5 separate regions of the Homo sapiens genome follow, and all the other regions are linked to region 4. A link is a loop called in an ENCODE intact Hi-C map of the cell type or tissue named here. Cell type or tissue: GM12878. All regions are shown on one strand. Region 1 overlaps MAML2 (mastermind like transcriptional coactivator 2). Region 2 overlaps MAML2 (mastermind like transcriptional coactivator 2). Region 3 overlaps MAML2 (mastermind like transcriptional coactivator 2). Region 4 overlaps MAML2 (mastermind like transcriptional coactivator 2). Region 5 overlaps MAML2 (mastermind like transcriptional coactivator 2).

What was found. A loop is a pair of places that touch in the nucleus more often than their neighbours do. Peaks named below come from ENCODE experiments on the same cell type or tissue, not always from the same donor. Only the 100,000 strongest peaks of a DNase experiment are listed, where the experiment ranks them.
Region 1: it touches region 4 in a loop (4-fold over the local background); 4 of 110 quality-filtered maps call a loop at or near these places.
Region 2: a loop joins it to region 4, with 2.7 times the contacts of the local background. A loop is called at or near these places in 2 of 110 quality-filtered maps.
Region 3: a loop joins it to region 4, with 4 times the contacts of the local background. A loop is called at or near these places in 2 of 110 quality-filtered maps.
Region 5: a loop joins it to region 4, with 4 times the contacts of the local background. A loop is called at or near these places in 12 of 110 quality-filtered maps.

Annotation. Positions count from the first base shown.
Region 1 is chr11:96,110,967-96,114,966 of GRCh38, reverse strand. All of the region lies in intron 1 of MAML2 (mastermind like transcriptional coactivator 2), which reads left to right. Among named protein-coding and RNA genes, the nearest start is that of MTMR2, 190 kb to the right of the region's middle. In GM12878, no CTCF peak of the experiment used is centred here; a DNase peak (open chromatin) is centred at 2,026; H3K4me3 peaks cover 503 bases; H3K27ac peaks cover 3,110 bases.
Region 2 is chr11:96,074,288-96,078,287 of GRCh38, reverse strand. All of the region lies in intron 2 of MAML2 (mastermind like transcriptional coactivator 2), which reads left to right. Among named protein-coding and RNA genes, the nearest start is that of MTMR2, 150 kb to the right of the region's middle. RefSeq lists a silencer at 2,354-2,413. In GM12878, no CTCF peak of the experiment used is centred here; a DNase peak (open chromatin) is centred at 2,467; H3K4me3 peaks cover 867 bases; H3K27ac peaks cover 2,538 bases.
Region 3 is chr11:96,186,940-96,190,939 of GRCh38, reverse strand. All of the region lies in intron 1 of MAML2 (mastermind like transcriptional coactivator 2), which reads left to right. Among named protein-coding and RNA genes, the nearest start is that of MIR1260B, 150 kb to the left of the region's middle. RefSeq lists an enhancer at 3,021-3,080. In GM12878, no CTCF peak of the experiment used is centred here; DNase peaks (open chromatin) are centred at 1,338 and 2,179; H3K4me3 peaks cover 494 bases; H3K27ac peaks cover 3,892 bases.
Region 4 is chr11:96,010,439-96,014,438 of GRCh38, reverse strand. All of the region lies in intron 2 of MAML2 (mastermind like transcriptional coactivator 2), which reads left to right. Among named protein-coding and RNA genes, the nearest start is that of MTMR2, 88 kb to the right of the region's middle. RefSeq lists an enhancer at 1,799-2,402. In GM12878, a CTCF peak has its summit at 2,257; DNase peaks (open chromatin) are centred at 78 and 2,118; H3K4me3 peaks cover 342 bases; H3K27ac peaks cover 1,271 bases.
Region 5 is chr11:96,241,654-96,245,653 of GRCh38, reverse strand. The region is part of intron 1 of MAML2 (mastermind like transcriptional coactivator 2); the gene reads left to right. Among named protein-coding and RNA genes, the nearest start is that of MIR1260B, 98 kb to the left of the region's middle. RefSeq lists an enhancer at 1,958-2,107. In GM12878, no CTCF peak of the experiment used is centred here; a DNase peak (open chromatin) is centred at 2,203; H3K4me3 peaks cover 1,832 bases; H3K27ac peaks cover 2,451 bases.

The sequences.
Region 1 (4,000 bases), 100 kb before region 4:
ACCGGCTGCCTCTGCCTCACTAGAGATCTTGACAACAGTCTTTTTGATCCCAGCCAGCTCACCTCTTCCCTCTCCACCCTCCCTACTCCTGTTTATTTCTTTGCCTATTGGGATCAGAGTTCTTGGCTCTGTTCCACATTCCAGGTATACTTAATCCTTGCCATGGTAGCTCAGCAGATGGGGCCTGAGCCTTTTCTACTGACAAAGACACCTATGTGGGGCCCTCAAGTCTGCCATTTAACCAGTTCTCAAGGAGTTCAGAAAGGAGGGAGGCCGGCAACACTTTTCAGTATTCACAATTCCCTTTCATGGTGAGAGCCTCTCTGGTGAAACTTTAGATGCTACTTCTTTATTTCCAAAAATATTTTGGGCTTTCCCATCAGCACAGCCAACAATATAAATCACTAAGAGTCTAGGGAGGGTGTGAGTATGTGAGATCACAAGCTACAGAAGCCAGAGGCTGTAAAGTGGGACTTGCAAAAGCAGAGATAGGTGGGGTGGATTTGCATGAATTCATTTCAAACTGAGGTTCTGAGTGGGGAGGGAAGAGGGAGTGAGAAGGAACAAGAGCTAAGGAGATTAGGATCAAACGATGAAATTAGGTGACAGAAACTGAAATCTGGTACCTCTAGACTGATTTCTCACCAAGACTCTTGGTACCTTTCTCAGTCTGGAATATTTTTGCCCATAGCAAAGTCTGAACCATCAAGGAATGGTCAGGATTTCCCTCAGAAGACATGATTCCTGGGGCCAGGCATGATGGCTCATGCCTGTAATCCCAGCACTTTGGGAGGCCAAGGTAGGAGGATCACTTGAGGTCAGGAGTTCAAGACCAGCCTAGGCAATGTAGCAAGACTCTGTCTTTGAAAAAAATTTAACAAATTAAAGATAATTAAATTAGATGTTTAAAAAACCAAGGCCTGTTTCCCTGATTTTTTTTTTCTTCAAATTCTCCAACTCTGGAGATGGTATGTCAGTTTCCTAGAGCGGGGCTTCATCAAATGTTTTATTTTTATTTTTATTTTTAATTTTTCCAGTAGGTGTTTTCAACCACACTCTCTATGAATGACTTCAAATTCTCTCCATGAATAAATGAAGCATTGTGTACTTAAACTTATACAACCGCCTTCATATGCTTTCAGTGGTTTCAAGGCCTCAGTAGAGCTTAAAAATGTATAGCACTACATGCCCCCTTTAGGGAGTTAAGAGATGGGGGAGAGAGTAGTCTATGTTCCCTAGGGGCCAAACACCCTGGATTAAAGCCTCCTATTTTTCTTTTTCATCATTCGTAACCATTTCAAATGCAAACCCATAGAAAAACACGTTCCTTTCTCTTTTTTTTCTTTTCTTTTTTTTTTTTTTCAAACAACGGGGATGGAGAAACATTAGGAGCAGAGTAAAAGCTGTTCAGTGTGCTTGGATGACTCAGTCTAAAATAGTATTATAGCTTGGCAGCAAATCTACTTCAGGGAAGCTGGTGGGAGACTAAAATAAAAGTTAAATTGAGGGGGTAAATCATTTTATCAGGCTTAGGATTTTTACTTGATGTAATGAGATTCTCAATGTAAAATGAGTTAATATGTCTGCCTAAGGGCATAAATATTCAAAGAAAGAATTTGAAAATACAGACTCAAAGTAAAGAGCAGTCTGAAATAAAACAATGCAAGGCAGTGAAATTTTCCTCATGGAAATTTTGGCACAATATGCTTCCTTTTGAACAGCATGATTAAATGTGAGTAGCCCTAGCTTGTCGCTAAGAAAAAGAAAGCCTCAAAGTTTTTTTTTTTTTTTTTTGTCTTTTAAAGACTTTTCTATTGGGTTCTATTTTCCTCCTCCTCTTCCTCCTTCCCATCTATTTTCTAGAAAAACTATCCTTTTTTTTTGCCCTGCAAAATGCAAACTGAATTCAGATTGTTCATAAAAGATGAAGCCAAACATATTTCTGTATTGTTGCCTTTTTGCTCACTGATTTTCTGTGACTCAAATGCAGAGAGAGCCCATAGTGCAGAGGGCGAACTTTTGCTTAGCCCACAACCAGAAAGGGAAACCCCAGTGTTTCTTCTCAGCAGTTGACCAAGTGGCCCTCACACTTTCTTTCTTGCCTTTCTTTTTCTGTTTCTTTCTGAAAACACTTTCAATTAAGCCACCTATGTTCCTTATATCACAAAAAGTAATGAGTCAATCAAGCCTGTATTATCAGTTATTCTTTCAAATTAATAGGCTTATGGAAGAAAGGGATGGCTAATGCATAGATATCAGACACATAATCACAGAAGGTGAAGTTGGGGCAAGAGTGGGAGGTCAGAGGCCTATCCTCCTCTTACCTAGAAAGTAGAATCAGAGGGGAGGGAAGAATGGTCTCCTTCTGGTTCTGTGATGGCTTTTTATATCCTGTTAGTACTTCGTAGACTGAAATGATCTTCACACAAATACTCCTGGTGACATTTGTGTAAGTCAAGAAGCATACCCAGCGGCTCAGGCATTTTAGTCCAGCTACTCCCAGGAAAAGGAAATGGATGTACACAGGTTCTTGGGCGGAGCCCTGCTTTCACTCCAGGGCCTCTGAGAGGCAGGCCCGAGGCCATGCTCCTGAGATGGACACTGCCCCAGGTCATGCTTCATGCCACACAACATGGCTGCTGAGTTTTGAGCAAAAACCAGACATCAGACTGTCTTTGGGAATGGCCTAAGCCCATTTCCTCTTAATTGCTTTCTTCAAGGCCCTGTCAAGTCTGATCACTATGAAATTGTTTGGTTGGCCTTGTGGTAGAGAAATAGCTGTGTTATGTATAGAGTGCCCTATCCGATGGAAGCATCCACTGATGCTTCTGTTTCCATTTTTAAAAATCTTTTATTTTCACCATTTAATCTTTGACAATCTTGATATACTGATGTTTCTCTCTGGCCTTCCACGTGGCACAAGGATCTGCTTGTTTAACGAGCAGCATTTGTAAGTACTCAAGTAGGGGCCCTGTGATAGATGATTGTTACTATAGCAACTTTCTTTTTTTTTTAGAAAAAAAGAAAACTAACCTTGTGAATGGACACATAAGAAATCAAAAGAAATTAAAATGTTTCCCTCAGAGCAGAATATAGCTGGAATGCTGAAGTCTCCCTCAACCTCATGAAAAGATTTGTGTGAACAATTTCCATGCTTTGGATTGGGCATAGCCAGCTGTGGGCTCTGAATTCCCAGAATAATGTTTTAGTGTGAAAATCAAACACTTGTATTCTTTTTTCAAAGCTTTTCTTTAATTATGGAGGAGATGGCCAACATGTGGGACAATGTCACTGTCAAGCACCTAGAGGTTATGCGTATGCAGCATCTTACTTAAAAACCTCACATTCACATCTTTTAATGTGTTCCACCAATAAAGATGTGCCATTTCCTTTTCAGAGCTGTGGTCTTAGCAACTTGATGTCAGCTTTTTCAGCTCTCCCAGCAGGGAAATTCAGGTGAATTCCAAACTGTGATTAGAGAGATCTGAGTGGAGTTAAAAGGAGTCAAACAATGGGAAAGAAGAACACTCACACAGACACACATGCACACAGACCAGCTGCGCGCAAAGATAAATTGCATCTGCGTATGACTGTTGGCGCTTGTCATGAAGCAGTGAATTTGCTAGGAATAGGTACAGGTCAATGGGAGAGAAAAAAAATCTCTCTGCTGCCAAAAATAATAAAAAGGAGGAAAAAAGCACCTGTGACACTAGCTATCATGGAGGAAAAAAGGGTGTTACTTAATGATATTGAAAGTTTAAAAATATGATGGGAAGCAAAAGCAAGAAATAAAATGATGTGTGCTTACTATGTGAGCACAGATAGTGGAGAATGGTCTCAATTGATGCAGAGATGGATCAAGGGTTGTTGGATTGCTCTGTCCTTCCCACTACCCCTCCCCACTCCCTTATTTTCTGACCTCTGACTATATTTTCTTTGATGGAGAAAATGATAGGCTTGATAATACATGATAGGCATCCAAAGATCAAACTTTATTAGA
Region 2 (4,000 bases), 64 kb before region 4:
CTAGAATATTACATTCTTTTAAAAAGAAGAGATGTGTTCAGTGTACACTGATTGAGCCAGGCATGGTGGTGGAATGAGAAATACAATCTATTTAGTGAAATGGAAAATTGCAGGACAAGAGAGAAATGTAAGTCCCAGATGTGCACAGAGCACTTTGCTATGGAAACCACAGAGAAGGGGCATCCACCTCAGCCTGGCTCCAGGTTCGAAATGGAGAGACTATGAGCATTTTCAGCTGCACTCTCATAGAAGAGAGGAACAATCCTTCAGACCAGGGGAAGACAGAAAAGGAGACTGGCCAGAAGAACACCTGGGAGGGAGCACAGAGCTCTTCATTCCCAGGGGTTCTTTATAGCATGGACATTTACAGTGTAGGTACTGCCCAAATGCCCATCCACACCAGTGTTAGGGACTGAATTTTGTTTATTTCATTTATCAAGATATAATAGTTTTGAGTCATCAGTTGTATTTCTATAGCCTATAAAAAGAGCACCAGGCAAGGCAGGGCCCACCACCGCTGCAGCCACACCCAGAGTCTTCCCCATCCTGTACTGTGGACTCCACATCAGACCTGGGAGGCAGGACTCAGTGGATGAGGCTGTGTTTTGCATTTCTGAGTACAGTCCACAAAATGGTTTGCTTCTGAAAAAGCAGTAGTAGTCTTACATCCAAGATTATTCCTAAAATAAAGTTTCGACCCACATATATAATGAAATTGAAACTGCCTACATTGGCAAAGCCAGAAAGAGAGTAAAAAAGATGGGGTAGGCCAGTTGCGGTGGCTCATGCCTGTAATCCCAGTACTTTGGGAGGCTGAGGCGGGTGGATGACTTGAGGTCAGGAGTTCAAGACCAGCCTGGCCAACATAGTGAAACCCTGTCTCTACCAAAAATACAAAAATTAGCTGGGCATGGTGGCGTATGCCTGTAGTCCCAACTGCTTGGGAGGCTGGGGCAGGAAAATCACTTGAACCCAGAAGGCAGAGGTTGCAGTGAGCCTAGATCGCACCACTGCACTCCAGCCTGGGTGACAGAGCGAGACTGTCTTTAAAAAAAAAAAAAAAAAAAAGAGAGAGAGAGTTGGGGTAAAAAGTCAGAAAGAGAGATCCCAAGGGAGAAATAAAAGGAAATTTGAGCCAAAAAATGCATTTCTGATGATCTCTTCTGCTGTATAAAGATACTTTATAAGGCAATTTTAACTCTGATAACTTGCCCATTTCTGTTTGCAGAAGGAAGTCAGTCATTCTCACAAATATCTCCATTTGTTTTTCCTCCTTGTATTTCATTCAATTTTGTGGGGAAGGGTTGGAGGGCCCAATTTTGCTATTGTAAAATTGTTTCTCATTTTTCTGAACACTTGAAATGGGGTCAGATCTAAATGGCTATGAATGCAACATGGATCCAAAGGCCCAAAGGTCAGGTCCCACTTGGACAATTTTGATATGTAAAGTGCTGCTAACATTCATTTATAGACAGCAGCAAGAAGTATGAGCTGTGGCCTGGTGAAGATTCACATAGATCTCATTTTCCTCATATTCAGAGCAAGACGTTCCCAACTGTCTGTGGGTCTGCATGAGTTGTGGGGTGTGGGAGACCCCTCTATTGTCCCCTTTGAGTGTACATATTCTGTAGTGAAGCCAGAGGCAAATGTGTGAGAACCTCCCCAGGCTGTTCCTTGGGAGTGAGGGCAGCCCTGACTTCCATGGGAATGGGATTCCCTGCCAAATTCAGATGCCGAGGCTTCCCTCAGGGACCACAGCCCATCCGAGTGGAGGAAGTTGCTGTGAGAAGTTAAGCAGGCAGCTCTGAAGGGCTGTGTGTGTGTGTGTGTGTGTGTGTGTGTGTGTGTGTGTGTGAGAGAGAGAGAGAGACAAAAGAGAGCAGCCTTGCCCCATTGCTTGCATTATAGTACACATGGAATCAATTTTAAATTTCACAGAAAGAAAACAGTAAACAGAGTAAGAGGGGAGCTGGTGTGTCTCTCCAAGGTTGGTGTGTCTCTCCAAAGCTGGTGTTTCTCTCCAAGGCTGGTGTTTCTGCTCATGCATACAATACATGATGCACACCATTCATACCTCCAGGTTTTACACATATTTCTTTCACCCCTGAGCATCTGTGAGACTCAGCTTGATGATATTTCAAACGACTATGAGGATCACACCTCTTGGCAAAAGGCAGAATAACTTTCTGTTGTAATATTTTAAATTAAGAGTTTCTTCTATCTAGGCCTTGCAGGAGAGAGGAGAATGTATTAACAAATTTATTCTGAAAGTAGAGATGTGGGAGATATGTGATCCACAAAGCAGGGCCACCCAAGGTTCACTTCAGTGTTCACGTTTGGGGAAGCATGAGAATGTCACATAGCAAGGCCAACTGGCTCAAATGTATTAGCATACAATCAATATGCAAGGCGCTATCTGAATGCCGATTAGTAAGAGTCACATTGACCATGGTAGCAGATGACACATTAAACAGTATGATACCAGCCACAAACCTCACTAGCTTTTCCAGTAACCTGAAAAGACAAAGAAAAAGAGAACTTGGGGAAACTCCTATTCATCAGTCAGGTTTCCCCTTAAACATCACTTCCTTTGGGAAGCCACTCAGACAAATCCACCCCCACCCGACTTCCCCTAGCTCAGCTCTTCTCTTCTTTTACATTATACCTTCCAGAATTATCTGTCTTCCCTCTTTCAGTCCCCAGCACCCAGCACACTCCCTAGCACTCTGTAGGCACTTAAATATGTGTTCGATGGTTGATGGAATATTATTGGCTTGTGTTAGGTCTTGGAGGGTATGAAAATAGAGAAGATAGAATCCCTGCCCTGTCTGGGAAGGAGACAGACAGATAATAATAGACACCATACAATTTGTCAGACTTTGCAATGCTTGTAAGTACAGCTTCTCTAAAGGAGAACAAAAGGAAGGTTGAACTTCTGAGCACCTTAGTGATAAAACAGACCTACATTAGCTTCTTCTCTGATTCATTAATTTTACTGGTAAGAAATAATGAACAGAATCCTATTTCCTTACATTTCAAGTTTGCTACCAGGATAGCACAGTATCAATAATAATAGGCAATGGATTTCACTTGGGGGAATATTATGTCAGGAGGAAAACATGAAATATTATCAATATCCTCTCTAGGGAATCTATGTATTAGCTTTGTGATGTCTAACCTCGAATTTCTCACCTTCAGAACTGAAAGCAAATACATAATTGGATTTGCATTAAAGCTCTAAAAAGAGTGAAATTAAGAGTCACGCTCAAGTTTCCGGCTATGTTTCTTTGTTGCCTACTCCTTTTGCCACTCTGTCACTTAATTCATCTTTTTTTCCAGAGGAAAAATCAAAAGCAAAATATGCAACACCACTCCCTGCCCTCCAGTACTCCCACAGTATTATTTATTGACCACTCTGGGTGTGCTTGGCTTAACAGACAACAGAAAGGAAGTGAAGGCTCTTCCCTGAGGGTTTGCTGATGCGATTAGAGAGCCATTTAGAAAGATAACTCGAAATCTCAGACAGACACAGGAATCTAACTTTTATTCTGGTGTCAAAAATGATTTGAAACCTTTTTTGTATGATGACGTTTGTCAGTACTCCTTTTATTCCTCTCACAGCAGCCGGTGGGCGTCTCCATGCCTGATGCAGACAATATAGAATCCAAATGCAGTTGCAAAGGTGAATGACTTCAGGTGGCTTTGCGCCGCCATCGTCATCTGCACAAAATGTGGACTGACCATGGATCTTTCCTCCATATTAACCTCTCCAAGAATAGAATCTATTGAAGACATGAATCTTTTGATAGCATTTCCTTGGGGTTTTGGGAGAGAAATTACATCTTGCAGATATCTGATGAAACTCTCATGTGACCAAAAAGACTGCAAATAAGAGTTTGATAAACAGAAAACAACATGACAATAGTTTCTGGGTAACTCTTTGAACTTGTTAGGTACAGCATATACTGTCCTTCACACACCTGCTGTATTTTGAGAATCT
Region 3 (4,000 bases), 180 kb before region 4:
TCAGATTACATTAATTGTTTTGGCAGCTACATTGATTGACTAGTATTGAAATTACTGTCAGCTAAAACTCCCTGTACCCCATTGTCTCTTTCACAATAGGCCCTCAGTAAAAATTTGATAACTTGAGTTACATTAAATGTTTTTACACATGAGACCCCCTGCTAGATCACTTCTCTCCAATTCTGCTCATTTTGTACAACTGATATTTTATGTCCATGAAGAGGGATTTACATTTATCCCCGTTAAATGTCATCTCTTTAGGGCTGGCTCATAGTTTCAGTTTGTTGAGATCATTTCTATCCTGATTGTTACCCCAAATATTTTTATTGGCCCCAGTTCCAGGTAATTGATAAATTTATTCTGCATGCGTTCATAAATTTCACTAAGTCATCAACACAAAGTCTTCTGTAAGACTGGGAGACATCAGCTCCCTGCCTTACCATAAGTGACCTGTGGTTTGTCATTCTTTCATGGATTGGCTGTAGATATGGATGTATAACTCATTACAAATCCATCTAAAAGAGGTGGCTAGTAACATCATGGATTCTGTGGGCCAGTAAACCTTGATTTCAAAATTTCATTCTTCCCCTCATTAACCTTCCCTGGGACAAGTTCATTAAACTTTCTCATGAACAGATCCCCTCATCTGCAACAGTACTTCCTTTCTAGGGCTGTTGGGTGGATTAAATGAGGTAATGCCTAAGAAGTCTGGATCAGTGCCTAACACATGTATATCCACCATCAATCTCTCCCCAAAAACCTCACCTCACATCAAATGTCCACATTTTGTATACTAGGATATTGCAGACTCCATGTTCATCACTAAAACTAAAAATTCAGTGCTCTATTAACATGTCTTCATCCATGTTGGCTTTTAAAGTTTCCTCTTAACAAATTTTCAGTGTGAAATCATTCCTTGAAAAAGGGAGTAAAAAAATAGGAATTAAGATTTTTTTTATCTTTGTGTCATCTAGTGACACCTACTTTTAACTTCAGCCATATACAATCCTAGATTCTTTGGCTCTGAACTTTAGAAGAAAAATTCTTTTAGTCCTCTTCAATATTTTAGAATAATAAATTAAGCCAACTGAATAAAAATATAAGTATCCCAGTTCCAGTTTTTAAAGCTATTTCCTCTTGTGATGGATTCTTTTCTGAATGAAGAATTAGCTTCCCACAGATGTTCCTGAATATTTCAGCAAGGACACCTACAATCAGATCTAAACAACCAAAACAAAATGCCCAACAAACAAAGTAGCAAGTAGATTTCACATTCTAATAGCTTATGTTGTATGTCCACAGAATGAATATAATGAAACATGACATGAATGAGTAAATCTGTCAGAAGAAAAACAGATTTGCTGTTGCAAATTAACTAGTAGTGCTGCAGTTTCAAAGCTGTAGATTTTCAGTTACCTGAAATTAGTCATAGTGGTAAGAGACTACTTTTCTTTCTAGTCTATCCCGCAATAGTGTTTAAGCTTATTTCAGGTATTTCAAATGGAGAATTCAAAGCATCCACTTTAAATGAGTCTTAAAAGTCTATTCTCTTCTAGGAGTAACTATTGGTATGTAAAAACACTACATTAATACATAAAGATTTCCTAGGAAGTAAATTATAAGCACGAAACTTGTGCCATACAAAATGGCTACTTGTTTAAAAAATTGTTCAGAGAAGTCAGATTAGGTCCTATTGGCTATAATTGGATAATGGAAATCCATTTTATATGCATTACCAAACTCTCATCAAATCATACCTCAAGGCACCAAGAGGCAAATCACCTCTTGTATTAAACTAGATATGGCCGGTGAATAATGGGTGCAGAGGTGGTCATTTCCATGAGTGGAACCAGATATAGAAAAAAAAAAACAAAACAGTTTCTAGCATTGAGCTAGAAGCTTCTCTTTACTAATAAGATGTGACTGAATTCCAGGAATATTTGTTCAGTTAAAAGAGTAATGGTTTCTCCTCAGTGGCTCTTTGGACATTTGAAATCTTTTGCTTATTTGTTTAGCAGAATTTTTTTTTTAATGTTGAACAAATGCACAGCAGCTTTGGTGGTGCTCTGACCAGCCCCATAGAATGCTGCCTCAAAAGTTTTTCCTGTGACACTTCCTTTCAGAGATGTTTCACATGTGCTTTTTTCCTTCTGCCCACACTCTGTGTTCACCACCAACTTTCCATTGTCAGTCCCCTCCCACACACAATTTCACTCTCTCATACACTCCCTGAATCTTACAGCAGCTCAAACTACCACTCACGTTTTCATTACATTATGGGAAAGGAAAAAAAAAAACTGACTTCCTCAAAAAGGACATAAAGTTCATTTTTTAAAGGACTTAACGTTTTCAAAAAGATTTTCTTTTGTAAGATCTCCTCATTCCTGCCTGTTGTACTTGCCATAATAGGGACATACAGGCTTTCTCTTTGCTTGTGGGACCCCCAAGCCATTTTTCTCTGTTGACTGGTTTTCTCATCAGAAGTTCTTAATTATGAGTCAATAAAATAATACTCTACAGTCACAGCCCCAGGGAAGGGAAGGATTGCTTAAGTATCTAGGTTATTCAGGGAAGGATGGGGGTAGAGAGAGATGTGTTGGCTTTCCATTTTCTATTCAAGCAAAAGCAGTTTTAAAATCTGAAATTAGAAAGGTTATAGGAACTGCTTAAATCAGACTTTCATGTCTGTGTTATAAGCTTCCAACTTGGGAAAGCTTAAGAAAAAGAAACCTAAGGTTTCAAACATGTGCTTGTTTCAAAGCACAAACTTGGCGACTTCTCACATTGCTTTCACTAAACCTAAGAGTTCTCATACAAGTGAGGTCTGTTTTCATCACTTTCCAGCAAAGATTAAATAGCAGGGTGCTGTAGTGATGATTCTGGTTACTGAGATTTCATTGCCAAGTCAGAAACATCAGAGGGACAACTCCATTTAACCATAGGCCAAAGATACCTCTGCCACATGAAGGCCAGGCCAAATGCCAGCCGAATGAATCAGTATGCACAGTGCTGGAGTCAGAAGCAGACACCTCTTCTGGAGTGCTTAGTCCATAGACTGGAGTGAAAAATATCAGAGCAGAGGAGAAGAACAGTAATAGGTGGACATTCCTAAACACGACAGTTATTTAAAACTTTTTTTTTTTTTTTGAGACAGAGTTTCACTCTGTCGCCAGGCTGGAGTGCAGTGGCACGATCTCGGCTCACTGCAACCTCTGCCTCCCTGGTTCAAGCGATTCTCCTGCCTCAGCCTCCCGAGTAGCTGGGGTTCCAGTCACATGCCACCATGCCCAGCTAATTTTTGTATTTTTACTAGAGATGTTGGCCAAGATGGTCTCCATCTTCTGACCTTGTGATCCACCACCCTCGGCCTCCCAAAGTGCTGGCATTACAGGCGTGAGCCACCGCACCCGGCCTGTTTAAAACTTCTTACTCACTTTGGATAAATGATGCTGGGAGTTCAAGCATTTACTTCCAAGACAACCTGGGATAGGATCAGCAGTGATTCCTTAAGTGAAGCTACGTTTATACCTCAATTCTTTTGTTTATTCATTCATCTGTTTAAAATAAAATATTTCTAGAATACCTACTAAGTGTCAAGAAAATACCAAATATATTTCTTTTGGCATCTAGGTAATGAGTTAATTTGAAAGTCTGAGAAAACCAGCAATCTGGAATAACAGTGGCTTTTATTAATCATCTGCTATGTGCCACATTTTATATGTTATCTCATTTAGCTATCACACTTAGCTTCTAAAAAAGATGGGGAGAAAGTATCCAAATGAATGTGCAGAGACAACTTGATTCACAGAGGTAAGAAAGACCCCTCAGACACCCACTGAAGATACTGGGAATTTCAAATAAGGTTAAAGGTACATTACTCAGGGCACCAGGAATGTTCAAAAAATGGACCACAGTTCAGTAGCAAGGAAGCCTCTAGGCACTATTCACATTTGTTTGAGTCACAATTTTAAAATGAGTGAAACTTGTGTCTTTGAATTCA
Region 4 (4,000 bases):
AGGCTGTGGTTAAGTTCATTTTCTGAATGTGGTTTCCTCTCAGGCTGCTTTGATATTAATGTGAGTCAACAACCACTGTGTCATCCCTGTCGCAAGGATCCCTGTGGAGAGCCTAGTTACCAATAATAAGGTAGTCTTTTTGTTCGTAGAGTGGCATTGTCATTTCCCATTCCTCAGTGAATATACTCAGTTTAAAGAAACTGCAGCTGTATACTAAAATGCTGAGTATACTGGGAGAATTGCATATTTTATACTTTTGAGACAAGAAAGATTCCCTTGTCCCCCTCGCAGGGTGTGAGATGGGGAAGTGGCTCGCTTCATCAGTGCCCCGCTGATCAAACCTCTAAGGGAGCATACATACAGGCAGGCTGTGGGGCTGCGACCCCACGGCCATGTCTAGGGGTGAATGTTTACGGCTCCTGAAGCCCCAGTGGGCATGTGTTACAGCGTGCTCTCTTAGTTTGCTGTCTATAGGTGGCTTGTGTTAACCAGCTCAATTAGATCCCCTTCCTTATCACAAGGACAGAGGGCTTTCTGTATCCTGGGTTCCTGCCTTGGTGTACAGGAAGAATCAGATCACACGTGGGCTTGAAGAAAGAATGCAAAGTTTTATTTAGTGGAAGTAGCTCTCAGCAGATGGAGGAACCAGAAGGAAGATGCTCTTTCCCTGGAGGTGGGCTGCTCGGTGGCCCTGGCTCTCCTCCAACAGCCCCACCTCGTCCCGCCAGTGTCCTGCTGACGGCCTGCAGGCGCCAGTGCTTGTGCGTGTGCTCCTCTGCCAGTGTGCTCCTCTCGACGTCTGGCTGCCTTTGTGTCTACTGCTAGGGTCTGGGGTTTTTATAGGCCCAGGATGGGGTTGTGGCAGGCCCAGGTGGTCTTGGGAAATGCAACATTTGGGCAGGAAGTGCCTGTCCTCACCTAGGTCGTTGGAGTGGAGCCCTTGCCAGGGACCTGCCTTTCTCTACCCAGTACTTTGCTTCCCCCATTCCATGTCATTTAAAGGGACCACACTCTTCCCTTCCTAGCAGTCCTGTATCACTTTGTGGTTGGATTTTATACTTTAGCTTTTATATTGTAGATGGACTAGTTATAATCTACTACATGAGCTACTGGAGACCTCACATTACTTAATTCTGATTACTTTGAAGAGAGAAGTGAATAGATACAAAGAATGCTTAGGGTTATCTCATTTTGTTGTTCTTAAATGTGACATTTGTTATTGGAAAAACAATATGTTTGTTGATACATAACCTACTTCCCTTGATCATTTTAAAAATTTCAATTAACCCTTGCCCCTCACCTCTCAGAAATCTGTATCTCATAACTCTCTCTTTTCACCTGAGCTCCTAGCAGTTTACAGGCAACATGGTCATCAGTGAAATGTACATGTTGAAAGAGAGAAAATAAAAACCCTCCAAGTTAGTCTGTTAAGGTGAATACATATGCTATTGCATGACCAACTAAGATAGATAATGCCCAGACAGGTCATAAAAAAGACACAGGAAAAGGGAACATTGAATAAAATGGTGGCAGCATTAGTTGACTTTATAATTCTGTTGCCTTGTGAAACAGAATTATTTGAAAGAGGTTTCTGAAAATGTTTTTGTTGCTTGTCAAAGCATGGTGCTTTGACAACACAGAAGCTATTTTTATGTAGAAACAGTAGTGAAGGTATCTTCTGTTCACTGCACAACTAAATTATAGCAACTTATCATTGTGTTGCTTAAGGAAACAAACAGATTTCAAAGGTTTATTCTAGAAAACAGTGTTTAATCAATTTCTTATACTGTCTTTGAACATAATCTAGTAAGCAGATGTGGAGTTAACGGCTTATTATGTTCATACTCCCTATATCCATTCAGAGTCTGCCAGGCTCAGAATAAAAGTCAAGACATGTGCACATAGAGACTCTGTAGATGTTTGTAGCATTTGAAATTAAAATAGTGAGAAGGCTGCCTGGGCGTCCCTTCAGACATGGCACAGTGGAGCACAGAGACAGGAAATATGCCAGACTGCCTCTGTAGGAGGCTGCTGTGAACACGTGCAGCAAGGAACAGGGAACCGCTTAATGATTAATCACTGTCAACCTTTGTTCTCGTTAAAGACTTGATTGTTGGACAAGGCTTGTAATGAGGGACTGTTTTGGTGTCTGTTGCTATGAGATTGTGTTCACTGATCCTCAGTTGATGTAAGCCGCTGTTCTCTTTTTGCCCAAGTCGAATGAACTTGAATGAAAATGCTCTCACAGTGCCTGCTAGTGGTGCTTTCAGAGGAGGTTCTGGGCATTCTGTTTACCAAATGCTACTGCAGCTCAAAAACGGAGAACAGGTAACTAAGAGTTTGGCTCAGCTGAATTTTGGCATATGAGATTTATGAAATTTTAGCAAATGTTTTAAAAGTTTGATTCTAAAAGACGTAAATAAAAGTAGATTTTATGGTAGTAATGGAATAAAAACCCTTCAACACACCCACACACCTTTTCTTTTTAACAAGCACAGATATTCAAGAATCAAAATTTTAAATTGTTACCATTTCTCTTGACTTCTATAAATAAAATATTAAATTGTGTTTTGCAAACCAAATTCTTAAACCACCAACTCATGTGAGAGGTGGGAATATGTCTTGGCATTTTCCTAAAGGCTAAGAAAAAAAATTCCATTTATTCTGTCATTGATTACAGCTTGCAGACTTTTATATAACCATTTTTTTGTTTGCTTGTTTTTAGATTCAAGGGGTACATGTGCAGATTTGCTCCATGGTTATATTGCATGATGATGAGGTTTGGGCTTCTATTGATCCCGTCACCCAAATAGTGAACATAGTACCCAATGGGTACTTTGTCTGCCCCAGCCTCTCTCCCACCCTCCCCCTTTTGGAGTCCCCAGTGTCTGTTGTTCCCAGCTTTATGTCCATGTGTACTCAATGTTTAGCTCTCACTTATAAGTGAGAACATATGGTATTTGGTTTTTCTTTCTGTGTTCATTCACTTACAAGAATGGCCTCCAGCTGCATCCATGTTGCTACAAAAGGACGTGATTTAATTCTTTTTTATGGCTATGTAGTATTTCATGGTGTATATGTACCATATTTTCTTACTAATTCAACATTGGTAGATACCTTGGTTGGTTCCATGTCTTTGCTTTTGTAAACAGTGTTGCAATGAACATATAAGTGCAGGTGGCTTTTTGGTAGAATGACTTATTTTCCTTTAAGGTAGATACTCAGTAATAGAATTGCTGGGTCAAATGGTAGTTCTATTTTTAGTTCCTTGAGAAATCTCCAAACTGCTTTCCACAGTGGCTGAACTACAATTCCCACCAGCAGTGCATAAGCATTCCCTTTTCTCTGCAACCTCATCAACATGTATTATATTTTGACTTTTTAATAAGAGCCATTCTGACTGATGAGAAATAGTAAGCATAACCATTTTTGAATATTTTACTGCAATAAAATATCAATGGAACATTTTAAAGGAGGAAAAAAACAGTATTTTTAAACTTTAAAGAATATTTTTCTGGATTAAAGTGACCTTATAAAACTCTGAATTTCTTCTAAACATAATTGCATCATCATGAAATTACTTTTAAAATATATACTTATATGAAAGTACTAATATAGAACAACTAAAACTGTTAGTGATATTCTCAGATTATGCTTACTATCCCCAGGCAAAAATATTTCTCTGTCTCTCTTTCTCTCTCTTTCTAACAAATGCAATCTGCTATAGTTTTTTGATGTGTCTGCATGAAGCAACTTTTCTTGTGTTTTACATCTGTATATAACTTTTTGGTTCAAAATACTATGTGTCTCTATTGTTCTCTCTTTTTTCATTCGCCACTATTCTTAACTCATCTACATTGTAATCAGGGAAGTTGAGTAGGGACTGTTTGTACCTCAAGAAATCTAAAATGTAGCCTCTGTCAGCATCCTATGCCCCTACCTGGTCTACAGGTAACTATGAATGTTCCACTTGATCCCAGAAGTGATTCTGTCTAACCCA
Region 5 (4,000 bases), 230 kb before region 4:
AATTTCATAGCCATACAAATTCATATTGAAGCAAGTCAGCAAACGTGGTGCATTTCAGATGAAACCTCAACGTGAAGATATATCAGTTTTAGACCAAAGCAGAAGTTTATATAAAGGATATAAGCTTTTGCCCTGTATACTCAGGAATTAAACTAAAAAGAAATCTACAAATTCATTTATAGATTATTTCAATTTGAGGCCTATAGATATGTGAGAAAGGTTTCTTTAAGGTTTAATGACCAAGTTCCATGTGAGCTCTTACTTGGGAAACAAAATTCTCACATGGCATTAATATACTATAAATTGTGATTTATCAAAACATTCTCATATCCTATCTAGGGTGAAATTTAATATTGCCAATAAACTTTCCACTCGAAAAAAGTGGTAAAAGTGTGCATGCTAAGCATGTTTTGTTTTGGAAAAAAAAAAAAAAAAAAAGAAGGATGACTGTTCGGAAGGCACTTTCCTGAAGGCTCCCTGAATTAATTTTTGCAAATTATTTGGAAAATTCAAAGAAAAATTGTCTTTTGAGAGATACACTGAGTATTATATTTTGTATGTCAGAGGAGTATTGAATTTCTTGTTGATATCAGTTGCATTGGCTTTTTTGGTTTTGCTTGTATTATTCATTGTTTCTACAGTTCAGTATGGATGTATAATCTCACATCTAACATCTGACATTTTAAGATACAGCATGTTCCTTTTGTTTCAGGTGGACAAAATAGATCCTTTTTTTAAGTATTTTGTGCACATCTTATGACTGTGTCTTTCCAAATAATACACATTTCATGTTGGATGGCATGGGTGTGTGGGTGATTGGATGCATGGATGGACAGACAGACGGATAGATGGATGAATGGGTGGATGGTTGAATAGTGTGTGATTGCTCTGAGAGTCCAGGTGCTGGGTTCAAGTCACAGCTTTGTTAACTCACTCCCTGGCCTATAGCAAATGAATGATACAAACCTCTGTTTCTTCAATGTAATCATAGTTCTGTAGAGTCGTAGGGGTGAAATGAAATAATGCATGTAAAGAACTTTGTGTTATAATTGGCACATAGTGCTCAGAAATGTTAGCTATTATTAATATAATAAAACAATAATCGATATATATGGCTATAACCATATAAACCATTTTTAATTTAAGGATGAATAATTACAACGTGTAGATATCATGAATGCATTGATTGTAATACACTTCAGAATACCAGTAATTTTCTAATCATTAGAGTTTAAGCTCTTCTATCCATATATTAGAAGTGTAACAACCACAAGCTTCCTTATCTACTTATAGAATTGCAAGCATAGCTTACATATGAAAACGTTCTTACACGTCATAATAGGGCAGCCAGTTGTATTAAGCACCTTGTCTTATTAAGATACCATTGTTGTGTGCAGTCAAATGTTTGTAGTTTCTTGGTAAGTGCCCTTAAGGCAGATGTCTTACCCTCCAGGGAGACACTGAGGCTCTCAAAAGGGGTAATAATATTTCAAAACATCTGGAACACGGTTTGAGCCATTAGGCCGCACAGCCCCAAGTTTTTATTAATTTGTACTCCAGACTTCACTAGAGGAAAAAGCAGCACGATTTTTAGGCGAAGGAATAAGCCACTTGAGGTCCGCCTCTGAATCAGTTTCACAAAGAAAAGTCCATCAGTGCAGAGGAAGGCCAGCGGACCTGAGTACCTATGTCGTGGTTAAAGAAGGATGACTGGGCCGGGCGCGGTGGCTCACGCCAGTAATCCCAGCACTTTGGGAGGCCAAGATGGGCGGATCACGACAAACCATCCTGACTAACACGGTGAAACCCTTTCTCTACTAAAAATACAAAAAATTAGCCAGGCGTGGTGGCGTGCGCCTGTAGTCCCAGCTACTCGGAAGGCTGAGGCAGGAGAATGGCATGAACCTGGGAGGCGGAGCTTGCAGTGAGACAACATCGCGCCACTGCACTCCAGCCTGGGCGACAAAGCGAGACTCCGTCTCAAAAAAAAAAAAAAAAGAAAAAGAAGGATGACTGTTCAGAAGGCACTTTCAGCTTTTCTCATAGTTTTAACATGTGGGTCTTCCTTCTTGGAGGTATGGGAAAAACAGTCTAAGCCTGATGAGAAAAGGCTGTGGATTTCTCAGGTGATGGCTCTCGCGAGGTCTGAGCCGCGCGGCTGGGGTCTGGCTCCGCGCGTGCCTGGACACGCACAGATTGTTTTGAACTTGAGCAACGCCTCCTGCTAGCTTTCCACCCGATTTCTGTCTGTTCAGAGCTGGCCTCCTCTAGCAGGAAGTGCCTGCCGTTTAAGGAGTGCAGGCAATTCCCGACAGCCAACCCCGCCTCCCCCGCCTCCTTGCTCTGCTTCCTTCTCATTGGTCTGGAGGCCGGCCGGGCCTTATCCTCGCATTTTTAAAATGTCTTCTTTTGTCAGCTTGAGGTTTTCCAGAATTTAAAAGCGGAAAGGAAGAGAGAAGGACAAGGAAGCTATAAAAGACACATTAAATAAACTCTACTGGGAACAAGTGTGTGTGTGTGTAAGAGAGAATGTAACTTTTGCAAGGGAAGTTGGTAGATTGCTTATTATTTTAACAAAGAGGGGGTGTGTGTGTATGTGTATGTGTGTGTGTGTGTGTCCCTGAACTGGAGAAGCAGATGTTTAAAGGAGGCAGCAGGAAGCAGTTCTGACAAATGAAAGGATTTTTGATTGAATTCATGAGCTAAAGTTTCCTGCCAGTAATGCATTCAACCCTAGGCTACATAAAAGAAAAACCTATATAATTGAGGTTTAATTGCTTAACTTTTAAACATGCAACCAGAACAGGCAAGTGTAGCTTCCACAGGTAAACCTAAGTGATGCTGTAAGCTGATTTGGGGTTATTATTTATTGGCACTTCATAAAATTATGATCCTTTCCCCTTTATCATGCTCCTGCTTTTTCAGTGCTTGAGTGCCAGAGTCTATCCCTTATTGTCTGTGTAAGTTAAAATCCTTGGTGCACACTTTTTTTTTCTCTTTAAGCTGTTTCGTGAGCAGGTGCAGATGGCTTTCATGAACTGAGCCAAATGAAATGCTCTGTTTCAGCCTGCAGAAACTAAAGTTTTTAAAAACGGAACAACTGTTTTGTGCTGTACCTATAATTCAACTGGAAAATGTTTTCCCCCTTTTATGATGAAAACTGCCATCTCTGTTTCTCTTACTGAATCTGGTTTATTTACAGCCTTAAGGAAATCTTGTCACTAAAATCCACCCTCACCACTCCTCCAGTATTTTTCAGTCTGATGATTTCACAACCAGAGCCATTGCAAAATAAGAGTACATGGGCATTTTTTTAAAATCCCTAGTGATTTTTATGAAGTTTTTTCCTGTCTTGTTTCTCATTGTATAATTAAGTAAACAGTTTCAGGAATACTCAAAACATTGAGAGTGCTCTACCTTTTCATAAATATAATATGAAATAAATCACTTTATTCATCAAGGGTTTTAATTTTAAACCAAGCAACAGAAAGAGGGGCATCCACTTGGTTTGGTGCTTGCATTGTTGAATCCTCTTGAGAAACAAAGTAAAAAAGTGAATTAACTTCCTTGGATCATAGAAAGCTCTAGTGGCCATGGTTGTGATGAACCTTAGCTTTCTGCTCCAATCACACTTGCATGGGCTCTCATGCAAAGATATATAACAAGTAACCATAACCCAAAGCTGTAATTTTGCTAATTTGCTGAACCCTGAACTGAATAAAACCCAAATATTAATGTTGTAACTGAAGCAAAATATGTTCAAAAATAGACCAAACAAACTAATTCAAACCAGAACGATACTTAGATATTTTCTAAAATGATTGAACAGAGCAAAACTAGAATTTCGAAAACTTCCACAAGTCTAACCTAAAACAAACCAAGGGCCCATTGGTTTGCATCGTTTTATGAGAGCCCAGCAGGAAGTGGAGGACTTAAATTCTCCTCCTCTGTTGACTTCCGCAATCAACACTGTCCCAGGGACACTCACTCTGGCAACAAA